Regions from separate parts of the Homo sapiens genome. Here regions 2 and 3 are each linked to region 1. The links are chromatin loops, found by intact Hi-C in ENCODE. Cell type or tissue: right lobe of liver. All regions are shown on one strand. Each heading gives the region's core, and the rest is flanking DNA. Links, peaks and the distances in the headings are about the cores only. Region 1 overlaps LOC105373053 (a long non-coding RNA gene). Region 2 overlaps MPPED1 (metallophosphoesterase domain containing 1). Region 3 overlaps SCUBE1 (signal peptide, CUB domain and EGF like domain containing 1).

Region 1 (4,505 bases), core at 819-3,318:
AAGATCACACCACTGCACTCCAGCCTGGGTGACAGAGCAAGACTCTGTCTCAAAAAAAAAAAAAAAAAAAAAAAGACCCTAGAGCAAAGGACCTGAAGACACGGTGCAGCCTCCTGCCCCACAGAGACCAGGAGATCATAAATGTGTTTTGCTGTAAGCCTCCAAGTATTGTGCTAATTTATTTTGCACCAATGGACAATGAATCCACCAGGCAAACAAATAGCAATGACAGGAAGAAGAATTAGTAGTGGTAGTATAGAGATATGTTTGTGTATTGAACACCTACTATGTGCCGGGCACTGTGTTAAGTACTGCACAGGCTTTGTCTTGTTCCTTCCTCACATGAACCATATCCATGCTATGGTCACCTTTTACAGAGGAAGAAACTGAGGCTCAGAAAGGTCAAAATGACTGAGAGGCTCCAGAGCAAGGCCCAGAGCCTGGCTCTGAGCTAAGAGCTGGTGGGAGAGGCGGGAGGTGGCCCAGGAGCACCCACCCCAGTTTCTGTTTTCCAGATCCACTTTCCTCCATATCATTCTCCTCTTTGGGTGCAGACACCCTTCATCTTGTCACACAGTGATCACATGGACACAAATGCACCTGCAATATCTTTAGGCAGACAAACTTCCCAGAAAATAACAACAATTTTACCTGCACTTTTAAGAAGCATTTAATTCCTTCAATTGTCTGGTGGTCCATTTGCAGGGGAAACTGAACTACCTGATCATTTCTCACTTCACCTGCCATACGGGAAAGAGATTCAATTAGAAAAATCTATTGCTAATTTGAAAGCTCTGATTCTATAATTTCCTACAGGGAAGACATGTAAATTGCGTGTTATTTAACACCCTTTCATGGCAGGTGAGTTCCGCGGGGGGCCATTATAATCCACTCTCCCCTCTTCTTACAGATTCCTGACAAGGGGGAAGAGGGAGGAGGGAGAAGGAGGAGGAGGGAGAACAGGAGAGCATTTTGAAGGCTGACTCCAAGTGGCTTTAGGAACCCATAAGTTTGAAGGGCTTAAATTAAGCAGGGTCAGCTGATTGGTGCCTGCCGGCTCCCTGGGAACACAGGCCAGATTCCCTCCTCCAACCCTACAACTCCTCCTGCCTTCCCCTAACCATCTGGAAAATCACCATGGCAGGCGGAGGGGTCAGGATGCCCTGATCCACACTCTAGCCTCTGTCACCAGCTGTGTGGCACGTAGCTGTCCCTTAATCTCTCTGGCCCTGGTCTCCATCTGTGCAATGGGGAAAACTAACACCCCCAGCCTGAGCTGCTGGGAGGACCAAAGTCCATTTCAAGTGTAAAACACAAAAGGGGACTTTGCAAACTACAAAGCACTGTCCCCTGGTGAAGGGCGCTAGCACTGGGACCCGGACCCTAAAGAACCCACTCAGTGTCTCCCACCCTAAAAACTCCCTAGAAGGTTTTTCTCTAGAAGGACCCGAATCTTTCTGGCTAAGGGGTTTTCAAGATGAAACTATTTCTTCCCACACAATTATAGCAAACAGGCTCTTTGCAGCACCCCTACACACACACAGACACACACACACACCCCTGGGTAGATTCTCTGGAAGAATGTTTCAGAAGCCAAGGGGCCTCTGGGGGCCTCTGGGGTGGGGAGGTGGGGAGGGAGGGAGCAAAGAGACCTAGTTTTTACCGAATGCTTTTTGTACGGCTTAGATTTCTTTCCACCTTCCTTCCTATCAGGTGCACCCAATTACCCCTCAAAAGCATTCTTTTATACTTTTATACATTTATTCAGTTTTAACAAATGAAACATGTGACCCATGGCTCCTCCCTCCTTCCCCCACCCTGGATCCCTGGCTTCCTGGCCTCCCCTGCCTCATGCCAACATTCTGGCTCCCACGTTCCAGCACCTGCCCCAGCCAGACCCGGGGCCGGGCTCCAACCAGGGGCTGTCACTTCCACCTGGGCCCCCCTTGAAGCTGTCGACCTGGAGCTGGCTCTAGAGGGAAGAACAAAAGTGCGCTGCTCCTTTCAGGGAGCTGTGAGCAGACACACCCCCAAACACGAATGCACTGGGATGGGGCGACCTTGACAACACCCAGAGCCCTCCCGCCTAGCCGCCCTCCTTGCAGGCCCCACTGGCCGGCGGGCGCCACCTGCTGGACGCAAGCGAGAAGTGCACGCTGGTGCCCACTCATCTCCTTGGTCCTTCCAGACTGAGACGGGCACAGCGGTCTGCAGCCCTGGGCAATGTGTCCCGGGCTCCCGCCGGGGGCGCGACATCCTCCTCCCCACAAGTTTCTCCCAACAGCTGTTTCAGGTGTTTTTCCCAGACATGACGTTTTTACATGTTGGAGGTGTGTCAGACTAAAAATCTCCATTCACTCCCCAAATGTGCAGCGGGGCAGCCCAGTGACATGGTGACCAACAAGATGTTCATGGTCCCTGCAGGCTCTGAGGACCGGCGGCTGAGATTAAACAACTTATTACACAAAGAACCATTTAATTGCAAGCACAATCACGCTTAGTGGAGAAGGAGAGAACGGAGCACGGTTTAAGATGATCTCCTCACCAGTTCTGCAAGGTAGGATTCATTGCTATATTACAGAGGAGGCTCAGAGAGGTGCAGTGACTCCCCTAATATCACACAGCAAGAGAAGGTGGGGCTCAGATAGGGACCCGGGTCGTCCAGGCCCCAGGAGGCTGGGAAGGTGCAGGGTCCCCAATAGACCCACTGCCAGTTTGCAGAAATAGCCTCCAACCCCCTCCCTCACAAGGGTCCAGGGAGCAGCTCTTTCCCCAAAGGCTGGTTTCAGCAGGTTGCAACCACTGCTAGGGGTTATAGGGGTTACACCAGGCCCCCTGCAAGAGCTGCAGACTCTCTTGTCTAAAACGACAAGCAGACAGAACGGAGTCCTCAGACACTGTCCCCGAGAGACCACCTTCCTCTGCCTCTGCTCACCTCCCTTTTCAGCAAACTAGCCCACCATCCTTCATAACAGAAGAGGGGCCTGCAGTAAAACATAGCATGCCTGGGCCCCCTACAAATTGCCATCTCCTCCCTGGCCTCAGTTTCCCTGCCTGTCTATATAATGAGAGGTCAGACCGGCTGGTCTAAAGGTCAAGGTTGATCGAAGCACTCTAACTCTCCCCACCCACCTCCCTTCATCAGCCAGTGCAGAGACACACACGCCCCTCCATGGTGCTGGATGTCCTCAGTTTTCCCAAAATGACCTGGCTTTGAAAGACCAAGGCCAAAATGGTTTGGCGGTGACTGTGGAGGCCAGCAGGACTCCCTGGCCACACGGTGACTCAAAGAGGCAGCCGGCAGGACAGCCCTGTCTCCCCTTGGGACAGTGATGCAATCCATGGGCAGCTGGGAGGGCTCCGCGGGCCAGACTGCTGGGCAGGCCCCCTCGCTTTCTGAGTTTCGGGCCCTCACTGTAACCTGCAGACCCTCCTTGAGCTGGAATCCAAAGCCCTCCTATGTGTGAGTCCTGCACTTCTCTAAAAGTGGTGGAAAAGACAGGCCAGGTTCGAGTCCAGCTCCCAACCCACCACTGCTGTTTTCAAAGCCTTGTGCCCTTGGGCAGGTCACCTCACTCACCCACTGCTGTCCTGTCTCATTCCCATGTGGATGTCGGTGACACCTGCCTCCCAGGTGGTGGCAGGTAAGACGAGATGATCCCGTCAGCAGAGGGCAGAGTGCCTCGGGGGAATTGGTGCTCACAGAGTTAGCCCTGATGGAGATGGCTGCCCAGGCTGGACCTTGTCAGCCTCCCCAGATGATGGATGAATAATGGATGGGCAGGCCGGGCGCAGTGGCTCACTCCTGTAATCCCAGCACTTTGGGAGGCTGAGGCGGGTGGATCACCTGAGGTCAGGAGTTCGAGACCAGCCTGACCAACATGCTGAAACCCTGTATCTACTAAATACAAAAAATTAGCTGGGTGTGGTGGTGTGTGACTGTAATCCCAGCTACTTGGGAGGCTGAGGCAGGAGAATCGCTTGAACCTGGGAGGCGGAGGTTACAGTGAGCTGAGATAGCACCATTGAACTCCAGCCTGGGCAACAAAAGCGAAACTCTGAAAAGAAAGAAAGAAGGAAAGAAAGAAAGAGAGAGAGAGGAAAGAAAGAAAGAGAGAGAGAGGAAAGAAAGAAAGAGAGAGAAAAGAAAGGAAGAAAGAAAGAAAGAAGAAAGAAAGAGGGAGGGAGGGAGGAAGGAAGGAAAAGGAAGAAAGAAGAAAGAAAGAAAACAAAGAAAGAAAGGAAAGAGAGAGAGAAAAGAAAGAGAAAGAAAGAAAGAAAGAAAAGAAGAAGAAAGAAAGAGGGAGGGAGGGAGGGAGGGAGGGAGGAAGGAAGGAAGGAAGGAAAAGAAAGAAGAAAGAAAAGGAAGGAAAAGAAAGAAAGAAGAAAGAAAGAAAAGAAAGAAAGAGAGAGAAAGAAAGAAAGAGTAAGAAAGAGAAAGAAAGACTGGATGGGCAAATTTGGACCGTGCACACACCAACCACCTTGCACAATGCTTGGTACTC
Region 2 (4,505 bases), core at 860-3,359, 88 kb before region 1:
GGCCGGGGACCCAGGGACCTGGGTTCTGGCGGCACCAAACACAATCTGGCTGCCCAGTCTCTGCTCTCTTGCTGTCATCCACCCAGGCCCCCGGAAGCCACACTCAGCTCTGTGGTCCCCAAAATGCCCCAGGCCCTCTCAAGTCTCCTGGCCTTTGCCCAGGCTGTTCCCTCTGCCTGCCACACCCTTTCAGCTGCACTTAGCTGCCTGTATCTCTTCAACCTCTGGCTTTCCCCATGGGAAGCCTCCCCTGACCCCAGCACCCAAGGCCCCTCCTTCATGGCTCTTATTGATGATGGAATTGGTTGTTGACTGTCTCCCACGAGAACGTAAACCCCATGAAGGCAGCAGCAGTGTCTGTCTGTCCACACCATGTCCCCAGGGTCTCCCTGGCACTCTGTACATCCTTGATGAATGAATTAACAAGTTTATTCCTGAGGGCATGAGGATATCAGCTCAATCCCCAGGCCTCAATCTCCTCAGGGGGCCAAAAAGGCCCATATGCACCCAAAGGCTGTTCTGAGAACGGAGGCCTGCCACACGGGATACGTTCAAAAAGGCCACTGAATGGCCTCCGCCCTGGAGCAGGAAGAGCTAGGACTGGCAGCCTGAAGGGCCACCCCGCGGGTGCCCTGGACAAGCCACATCCCTGCCTGAACCTCTACCTGCCCTTCTGTAAAATGGGGTAATTGCAGGCCTAGCCCTGCCTTGGGGTTTGTGGAATAAAACTAAATAGTTATCCTCTTCCTCGCTCCCCAAGGAGCACCCCAGTAATAATAAATGACCACAGCCACTCTCCAGGGCCTTCCTTTGAGCCAGGCCTTCACCTGGATGGGCCCAAGCAGACCTCACAACCCCCCAACAAGGCAGGCGGTGTCGTTTCCCCACTACACAGAAAGACCAGAGAGGCTGAGCCACCTGCCCAAAGTCACACAGCTGAAAAGTGGTGGTATCCCAATTTGAACAGCCTCCAGTACCCAAAGGCCCTTGTCTGGGACCTCACTGGCTGCAGGGAGGGTTCACCAAGACCCTGTACATCGTGAAGTCCAGGGAGATGACAGCAGGCACCTGCCGAGGCCAGGGAAGATGAGACAGCCCTGCACCTCCCCATCTTCCCCTCTGCTCCATGAGGAGGCCGTGGCAAGATGAGACCAGGTCCTAAATCTGCCCACAGCCTCCAGCCGCCAGGTGGCCACCATGTGGCACCAACCAGGGCAGCCCAGGGGTTTCCCAGACACTCTCTGCTGGGGCATGGTGGCAGGGACCCAGCCTCCCAGGGGAGGGTAGCGGCCAGAGTGGCTTGGCATCCATTCCGTGGCACCACAGCAGCAGACGCAGGCAATCTGCTCACCCCGGTTGGAAACTGAGTGAAACTTGCCCAACAAATGAGCCCAGGTCTCACCTCCACCACCTGCTCCCAGCCCCAGACAGGGCCTGAGAGGAACAGGAGGAGCACCAGCTCACAGCCTCCCTTGCGGGATGGAGAGAGGGGGCGTTCAGCCCTTGTGTTAAGGGCTGTCAAGTGACAGGCCCAAGAAGAGCCTGGCACAGGGCCTGACACATAACAGAGGTTCAGACATGTGGTCTCCCTCTGCCTCCTCTGCCTGTGGAAATCTCATGCCTCTTTTGGCCCCAGTTCAAATGCCCCCTCCAACAGGGAGCCCTCCTGGATCTCACCAAACCCCTTCTGGAGCAGGGTAGCAGGGCCCCTGAACCCACCTCCTGGGCTCGAGTTCCCTTCTCTGTCCTTCGGCTTCTCCCACTCCCTGGCATGGCACAGGCTGTGTGTGTGCACCTGGCTGGTAGGGGGGTCAAGGGGAAAGCTTGCTGGGTCCTCCTTCTAGACGGCCCTCCTGGTTTTTGGCCTATCAGACTTCTCCAGATCTGAGCTCTAGTGGCCGGTGAGGCAGACTCAGCCACCTCCCCTCCTCTCCTTGTCCTTGGTACTGACCTCATCACATCCTCAAGTGCCCAGAGGTCCTTGTCTGGGACCTCACTGGCTGCAGGGAGGGTTCACCAAGACCCTGTACATCGTGAAGTCCAGGGAGATGACAGCAGGCACCTGCCGAGGCCAGGGAAGATGAGACAGCCCTGCACCTCCCCACCTTCCCCTCTGCTCCATGAGGAGGCTATGGCAAGATGAAACCAGGTCCTAAATCTGCCTGCCGCCTCCAGCCACTAGGTGGTCACCATGAGGCACCAACCAGGGCCACAGGGGTTTCCCAGATGCTCTGTGCTGGCAGTAGCTCTCTCTGAAGTCCTTCCACCCAGGCAAGCCCTTTGTGCCTCTAAAGGGCTCCTTAGCCTCGCTGACTGTGCTGCTTCCTGATAGTGCAGCCTCAGGCCACGTTACTCCTCCCTGCCTGTGAATACCCTTCTCTTCCCTCAAGGCTCAGGTTACCCCACCTCCTCCAGGGAGCCTTCCAGGATCAAGCCACACTTTTAAGCATATGTGATCTTGCCCTTCCATGTATGAAGCCCACCTCACCCTGCCAGCACTGGGCACCCTGTGGCCGCTCATTCTGTCCACCTATAGAATAGGGATAATAAATCAGTCCTCACAGGGCTGAGTAAGGATTAGAGATAAGGTTTATAGAGCCTTTAGCCTAGGGCCCAGATTACTGTAATTGCTCAGAAATTATTTCCTGCCATCACCATCATCATCATCACCACCACCCCCACCATGATCATCACCATCATTATCACCATCACTACCCTCACCATTATGATCACACCACCACCACCACCATCATCATCACCACCATCACTACCACCACCACCGTAATCATCCTCATTACCATCATCACATCATCACCATACCACCATCACCATCTTCACCATCATCACCATCAGCATAACCACCATCATCACCATCATCAGCAGCATCGCCATCATCATCACCATCATTATCACCATCACTACCCTCAATATCATCATCACACCACCACCATCACCATACTATCATCACCCTCACCCTCACCCTCATCATCATCATCACCACCACCACCACCACCACAACCATCATCATCACCATCACCACCATCATCACCACCACCATCATCACCATCACCACATCACCATCACCACATCACCACCACAACCATCATCATGACGATCATCACCACCATCATCACCATCACCACCATCATCACCACCATCACCACCACCACCACCACCACAACCATCATCATCACCACCATCACCATCACATCACCACCACCACCACCACCACAACCATCATCATGATGATCATCACCACCATCATCACCATCACCATCATCACCAATATCATCATTATTACGATCATCATCTCCCCCAGCCCCTGACATATGCATCTTTTTTTGTATGGAGCAGGAAGACAGCATTAGAGAAAGATTCCTAGCATTATAGAATATTCATTAAAGGCAGGGGTTCTGGAACCAAATTGCTTGGGTTTAATCCCAGCTCTGCCCCTTCCTAGCTGTGTGACCTTTGGCAAGGTCCTCACCCACTGTGGGCCTCAGTTTCCTCACCTGTAAAATGGAGATAATAGTACCTGCCTGTAAGTGAGCTAGTACAGCATAGCATAACACAGGTTACAGCTGATAATACTATTTTCAGTGAGATGTGGGAAAACAGGCCCAGAGAGCAGCGGTGACCTGCCTAGGTCACACAGAGGGTAAGGGGTCAAGATTCAGTCCTGAGCCTCGCATCCGGAGCTCCCTGCTGCTACTCCCATCCCCTACACCCCCTGCGCTCAGCCTCAGCTCTGGTCTCACCAGCAGGCAGGACCAGCACCCAGGCCCACTCACCATGGGGAGCCATAGATCCGGAAGCCCCGCACGGTGACCTCCGAGTCCTGAAGGTAGATGCAGTTGGTCAGCAGCGACTGCACATTCTCATAGTTCTCCGGCTTCAGCTTCGACACAGATGGGAAGTAGTAAAAGTCCTGCTTGATGAGGTCGGCCATGAACTCCTGGTCAAAGGTCAGCTCGTGGTTGCCTGCGATCACGATCTTGTACTCGTAGGGCAGGCTGCCTGCAGGGGTGGACACAGACAGACACACAGCACACAGCCGTCAGCTTGTCCAGAAGCCACAGCACGGCTGAGAGAGGGGCGGGCAGGAGGAAGCTGCATGAACTCCTGGTCAAAGGTCAGCTCGTGGTTGCCCGCGATCACGATCTTGTACTCATAGGGCAGGCTGCCTGCAGGGGTGGACACAGACAGACACACAGCACACAGCTGTCAGCTTGTCCAGAAGCCACAGCATGGCTGAGAGAGGGGCGGGCAGGAGGAAGCTGCTGGAATCGCTGACAGGGGTACCTGCTGCCAGGCCCCCAACAGGTGTCTTCATCAGATCAAAGGAGGCAGCAGCCTGATCACTGTCCCCACAGTCCTGCCTGTCCAGGCCTCCACTGGCCATCGGCCCCCTGAGATCATCGGGAAGAGGCTGGACAGGTTCCTCCCAGGCTGCTGAGCTGCAGAGTGCCTGGCCTCATCCTGGGACTTCTCTGCCTCAGTTTCTT
Region 3 (4,505 bases), core at 1,183-3,682, 160 kb after region 1:
CTGCTTTAGGACTTTGGGCAGGTATGGAGTCCAGCCTGTTTGGTTTGAAGAAGAAAAAGTGAGAGCGACATGGGCCGGCCTGAGGTCAGAGTAGCAGTGCCAGGAACAAGTTGCCTCTACGGGGCTCAGTGCCATCTTTAAAGTGGGGGCAGACTTACCTTCTGTACAGAGCGGTGCCAGTGACACTGGACAGGGCCCTTCAGGTACCTGGCTCAGCAACCATGCCCAGGACGGGCTCTGCAGATGCTGGAATCTGCGTCTGGCAGGTCTGCTGAGACGTGGCTGGTGACCAACAAGAGCTGATCTTCCCATTGTCCTCCTTGGAAGGGCCTCTTCCGCTACCTCCTTTTTGCTTCTGCAAGTCAGGGTGAGACCACCGTCGTGAAAGGCAGCACTGATTATTATTATTATTTTGTTTGAGATGGAGTTTTACTCTTGTTGCCCAGGCTGGAATGCAATGGCACAATCTTGGCTCACCGCAACCTCCACCTCCTGGGTTCAAGCGATTCTCCTGCCTCAGCTTCCCGGGTAGCTGGGATTACAGGCATGCGCCACCACGCCCAGCTAATTTTGTATTTTTAGTAGAGATGGGGTTTCTCCGCGTTGGCCAGGCTGCTCTGGAACTCCCGACCTCAGGTGATCCGCCCGCCTCAGCCTTCTAAAGTGCTGGGATTACAGGCATGAGCCACCGTGCCCGGCCAGCACTGATTATTTTTTTAAGCCACCCTGCAGTGTAGAAATAAAACCTCTTATTTTTGTTACTCACTGCTGGAGAGAGTCTGGAGGGGGTGGCCAGCATGGGGGCCTGGAGGTCGGGACCCAGGAGGAATTTGGGAGTAGCTGAGACTGTGTCCCTTGGAGAAGAGGCCCCTTGGGGACAGGGACCTCTAATGGCACAGAATGCCAGGCTGGCCCAAGGCCTAAGGGCAAAGCCCAGATGGGCCCGACAAGGGAGCAGGAGCATGGGGGCTCACAGGGGTCAGGGCTGTGTTTAGGGTGAGGAAGACATCTGTGAGGCATCGGCCAGCAGGCCATGCTGGGAGGGAGAAAGTTTCCTGTCCCTGGAGGTGTGCAAGCAGAGGCTGACTGGCAGAGTTGCTCAGGATGGCATCATTTATTACACGGGATCGGGCCAGGCAACCTTCGGAGCATACTACAACTCATTCACTGTTAAGCAAAGAAGCAGCTCAAACAAACAGGCGGGGAGTCAGGCTGGGAAAGGGGGGAGCGTCAGGCCCGCTGCATAGCCCAGCTCCCCACTTACCTTTTGAAGCCTCTTGAACCAGGTGCTTTCCCTCTCTAAGCCTCAGTCTACTCCTCAAACAGAGGCAAAAACACCTACTTTTTGAAAAAAGTTTCTTGAGCGCTGACCAAGCACCGGCACCGTGGAAGTGTTTTTTCACCTAGTCCTCGTGATATCCTTCAAAATGGGTGCACTTCCTGTCCTCGCTCTGCAAGCAGGAGACCAAGGCTCAGGGGTCCGGGAGCTTGCCGAGGTCACCAGAAGTGGTGCCTGCCTGCTCCAGCCTCCCTGCTGGCCAGGCGGCCTCCCTGAACCTGCAGAAGAGAGGACATGGGAGAGTCGCTGTCCCTGCTTTCTTGCCGGGCACAGCAGCCATCAGTTCCTCTCTACTCAATGTCTCACATCCCAGGCTTGCCAAGTCTCAGGGGAAGTGGTGAAGCTTGGGGAGCTGGCCCTTCCCAGTACAACCCAGCCCCGACCCTGACCCCTGCGAGACAGGGCCCCCACCCCTCTGCACAGCTGGGGAGCCAGCAGCCAGCTTGGGAAGTGGGCACCAGGCAACTCAGGGCAGTGTCATCCCCTGCCGCTAGCCTGCCGTCCCCCCGCTGGTCACACAAGCTGATTCTCCTGGCTCTCACTCCTCCATCCCCCTTGGCTCCCACAGACATCAACGAGTGCCTGGTCAACAACGGAGGCTGCGACCACTTCTGCCGCAACACCGTGGGCAGCTTCGAGTGCGGCTGCCGGAAGGGCTACAAGCTGCTCACCGACGAGCGCACCTGCCAGGGTGAGCCCCTGCCATGCCCCGGGTGGCTCTCGGGCCCAGCGGGATCGTGCCCCTTCCCCTCCTGGGCTGACACGGGCTCCTAGGAGGGGAGGGGAATGCGGATGGGGCTGGGCCCGAGGGAATGGGGTCCTTTACGACTCTAGGGGACATCCAGTCCAATCTGTTCCTTTTATTGATGGGACACTGAGGCTCGAGAGGGCTTCAGCACATGTCCCAGGTGGCAGAGGGAGCCGGTGGCCCAGCTCATCAGTTCACCCAGCCCCTCCCTTCCCAGGTGGCCCACGGGCCTCCCAGCATCGAACTCCTCTGGCTTCGGAGGTGGGATGCTGCCATCTGTTGGAAAGCGTTGCACATTGCAGGCAGGCGCTCTCAAACAATCCTCACCTGCTGGGAACAAGGATAATGAGGAGGGGTCTGGGCAGAAGCCAAGAATCCCGGCCCAGGAAGAGTCTAGTGGGATCCAGGATGCAGCAGGAGCCCAGAGGCTGGCAGTGCAGAGCGGGGTCAGGGAAGGCTACGGGGAGGGTCCGTTGGTGAAATGCCTGAGGGGTGAGTAGCGATTTTCCAGGAGGAGCCAGGGAGGTAAACCCACCCAGGAGATGGCGCTGCCGGCCTGAGGAGGTTTAGGGGACCACAAGGAACTTGGTGGGGCCGGATGAGGCCATGAGGAAGGAGACAGGTACCCTGTGGGCCCCACACTGGGAGAAAGTGCAGGGGGTGGGGCACCCCATGTAGCAGGGCAGGGGCTGTCTTTCCCTGACGATTATCCAGCTGTGCTCTGGTGGTTTTTTGCCCACGGGGTACCAGCAGTTGCGGGCAGCATGTGGCCTTGTCTGGGTACCAGGCTGTGCTTCTGCCTGTCAGTGCAGCTCAGGGGCTGGCACGGGGCAGGGTGAGGCCCTGAGGAGCGAGGGCTGTTCTCCCACAAGGTCCCTGAGGAATGTAAAAGCAGGAGGCTGGCGAGAGTAGGGCCAGGGCCTGCCGTCCTCAGAATCATGTGTGCCCCAGGCCAGCCGCTGCCTTCCCCAGGCTCAGCCTCTTCGTCCCTGGACGGGCATCCTGGCCCTGTCTTCTCCTCAGGGCCTGAGGTCTAGACAGGAGCACAGTGTCTGTCCAGGCCCTATCAGGGTTCTTCTGACTTTGACTTTGTTTCTCTGTTGGCCTTGCCAAGTTCTTCTGCAGAGGGCTGAGGAGAGCCCTTGACCTTGCATCCCAGCTGCCCCCTGAAAGAGGCAGGCGGCTGTCGAGGAGGAGGTGAGATCGCTTGTGAGGCCCTGTCCTCACCCGCCCCACCCCCACCTGTATCTTTTCCACCCCCTTCCAGGCTCATCTTTCTGAGGCCTTGGGGCTCTGGGCTCCACAGGTCCAGCAGGGAAGCGTCCATGCTCCTTTGCTTGGCACTCAGGGGACCCCAGACACCACCCCAGTCCCCCTTGGGCTCCACACAAGTGGACCTGCCAGGGTGGCTCCTAGGAGGGGAGGGGAGTTCAGATGGGGCTGGGCCCAAGGGAACAGGTGCATCCCCTGGGCACCCCATGCTCTTACCTCCTAGCCACTGCCTGGAGCACCCTTCCTCCACATTCATTCGCTCATTCCAGGCTGGTCCCATCCTTCAGATTTTAGCCCAGGTGCCGCAAGTACCCGGAGGTCCCAGATCCTCCCTGGGAGGGAGCACACTCGCCTTTGAGCACCATGCACAATTTCTTCCTTGTGTTAGTGGTTTTATAAATACGCGTATATTACAAATATTTGTGAAATTACATGAGCTAATGTTTTCAAAGAATGAACTCTTAACTGCTATGCCCAAGGAGGGGCAGGTTGGCGTCTGTTTTGCCTTCAGGGGTCCCCATCAACTGTCCCATAACAGCCATTTTCCTCAGAATTTATGGCCAGGACAGACTTGTCTCCAGTCAACATGGTGGTTCATTTTTTCCTTTCCAGGAACAAACACCCCATGACCTTCCCTCTTTCCCTTTTTACCTTGGCTGCCAGGAAGCTCATCATCACATTTCACATTCTATCAGAGCTCCCTTTTTGACCTTTATGGGTGGCATATTTCCTCTTCTCTTTTTACCTGTGTGGTTTTCCTTATTTTCTCAAGAAACATCATGGGGTGATGGGGAAAGATGCTTTGGTCAGCATCCAAGAGGCCTAGGTTTATGTCCCAAGTCAGCTGCCTCCCCAGGGCCCTGGGGCCAGCTGCAGTCCGTTTCCTGCAGGCGTGGATTCAATGCCTCTCTACCACTCCTAATTGGAGCTGACTGTGAGATAGTAAAATGGCAGAGATTCATAATAATCCCTTCCATTCACAATGTTTCTGCCCTGCTCGTCTCCAGAAAAGACGTGAGGTGGCTCCCAACCCAGAAACAGAAGGCTAATGGAGACACAATGGAAAGTCGAGCAGCAAGGAGTCTCCCATTTCCTGTGGGTCGGTGCTGTGCTGCGCCTGCGCCCAGGGACTGTGTGTCCACAGAT

Evidence for each region. Hi-C counts contacts between places; a loop is a spot of excess contacts. Peaks named below come from ENCODE experiments on the same cell type or tissue, not always from the same donor. Only the 100,000 strongest peaks of a DNase experiment are listed, where the experiment ranks them.
Region 2: a loop joins it to region 1, with 6 times the contacts of the local background. A loop is called at or near these places in 6 of 110 quality-filtered maps.
Region 3: it touches region 1 in a loop (5-fold over the local background); 75 of 110 quality-filtered maps call a loop at or near these places.

What each region holds. Positions count from the first base shown.
Region 1 is chr22:43,386,139-43,390,643 of GRCh38, reverse strand. LOC105373053 (a long non-coding RNA gene) reads left to right here. Exons shown (of 4, transcript XR_938288.3): 3 at 2,425-2,557. Among named protein-coding and RNA genes, the nearest start is that of LINC01639, 12 kb to the left of the region's middle. RefSeq lists enhancers at 1,425-2,003, 2,004-2,582. In right lobe of liver, for the core only: CTCF peaks have their summits at 1,932 and 2,146 (motif pointing left); DNase peaks (open chromatin) are centred at 1,262 and 2,133; H3K4me3 peaks cover 835 bases; H3K27ac peaks cover 1,325 bases.
Region 2 is chr22:43,474,248-43,478,752 of GRCh38, reverse strand. It overlaps MPPED1 (metallophosphoesterase domain containing 1), which reads right to left. Exons shown (of 7, transcript NM_001044370.2): 4 at 3,792-4,017. Among named protein-coding and RNA genes, the nearest start is that of EFCAB6-AS1, 40 kb to the left of the region's middle. In right lobe of liver, for the core only: a CTCF peak has its summit at 2,190 (motif pointing right); a DNase peak (open chromatin) is centred at 2,212; H3K4me3 peaks cover 155 bases; H3K27ac peaks cover 817 bases.
Region 3 is chr22:43,229,278-43,233,782 of GRCh38, reverse strand. SCUBE1 (signal peptide, CUB domain and EGF like domain containing 1) reads left to right here. Exons shown (of 22, transcript NM_173050.5): 8 at 1,908-2,030. Among named protein-coding and RNA genes, the nearest start is that of SCUBE1-AS2, 19 kb to the right of the region's middle. RefSeq lists a silencer at 2,246-2,540. In right lobe of liver, for the core only: a CTCF peak has its summit at 2,367 (motif pointing left); a DNase peak (open chromatin) is centred at 2,352; H3K27ac peaks cover 759 bases.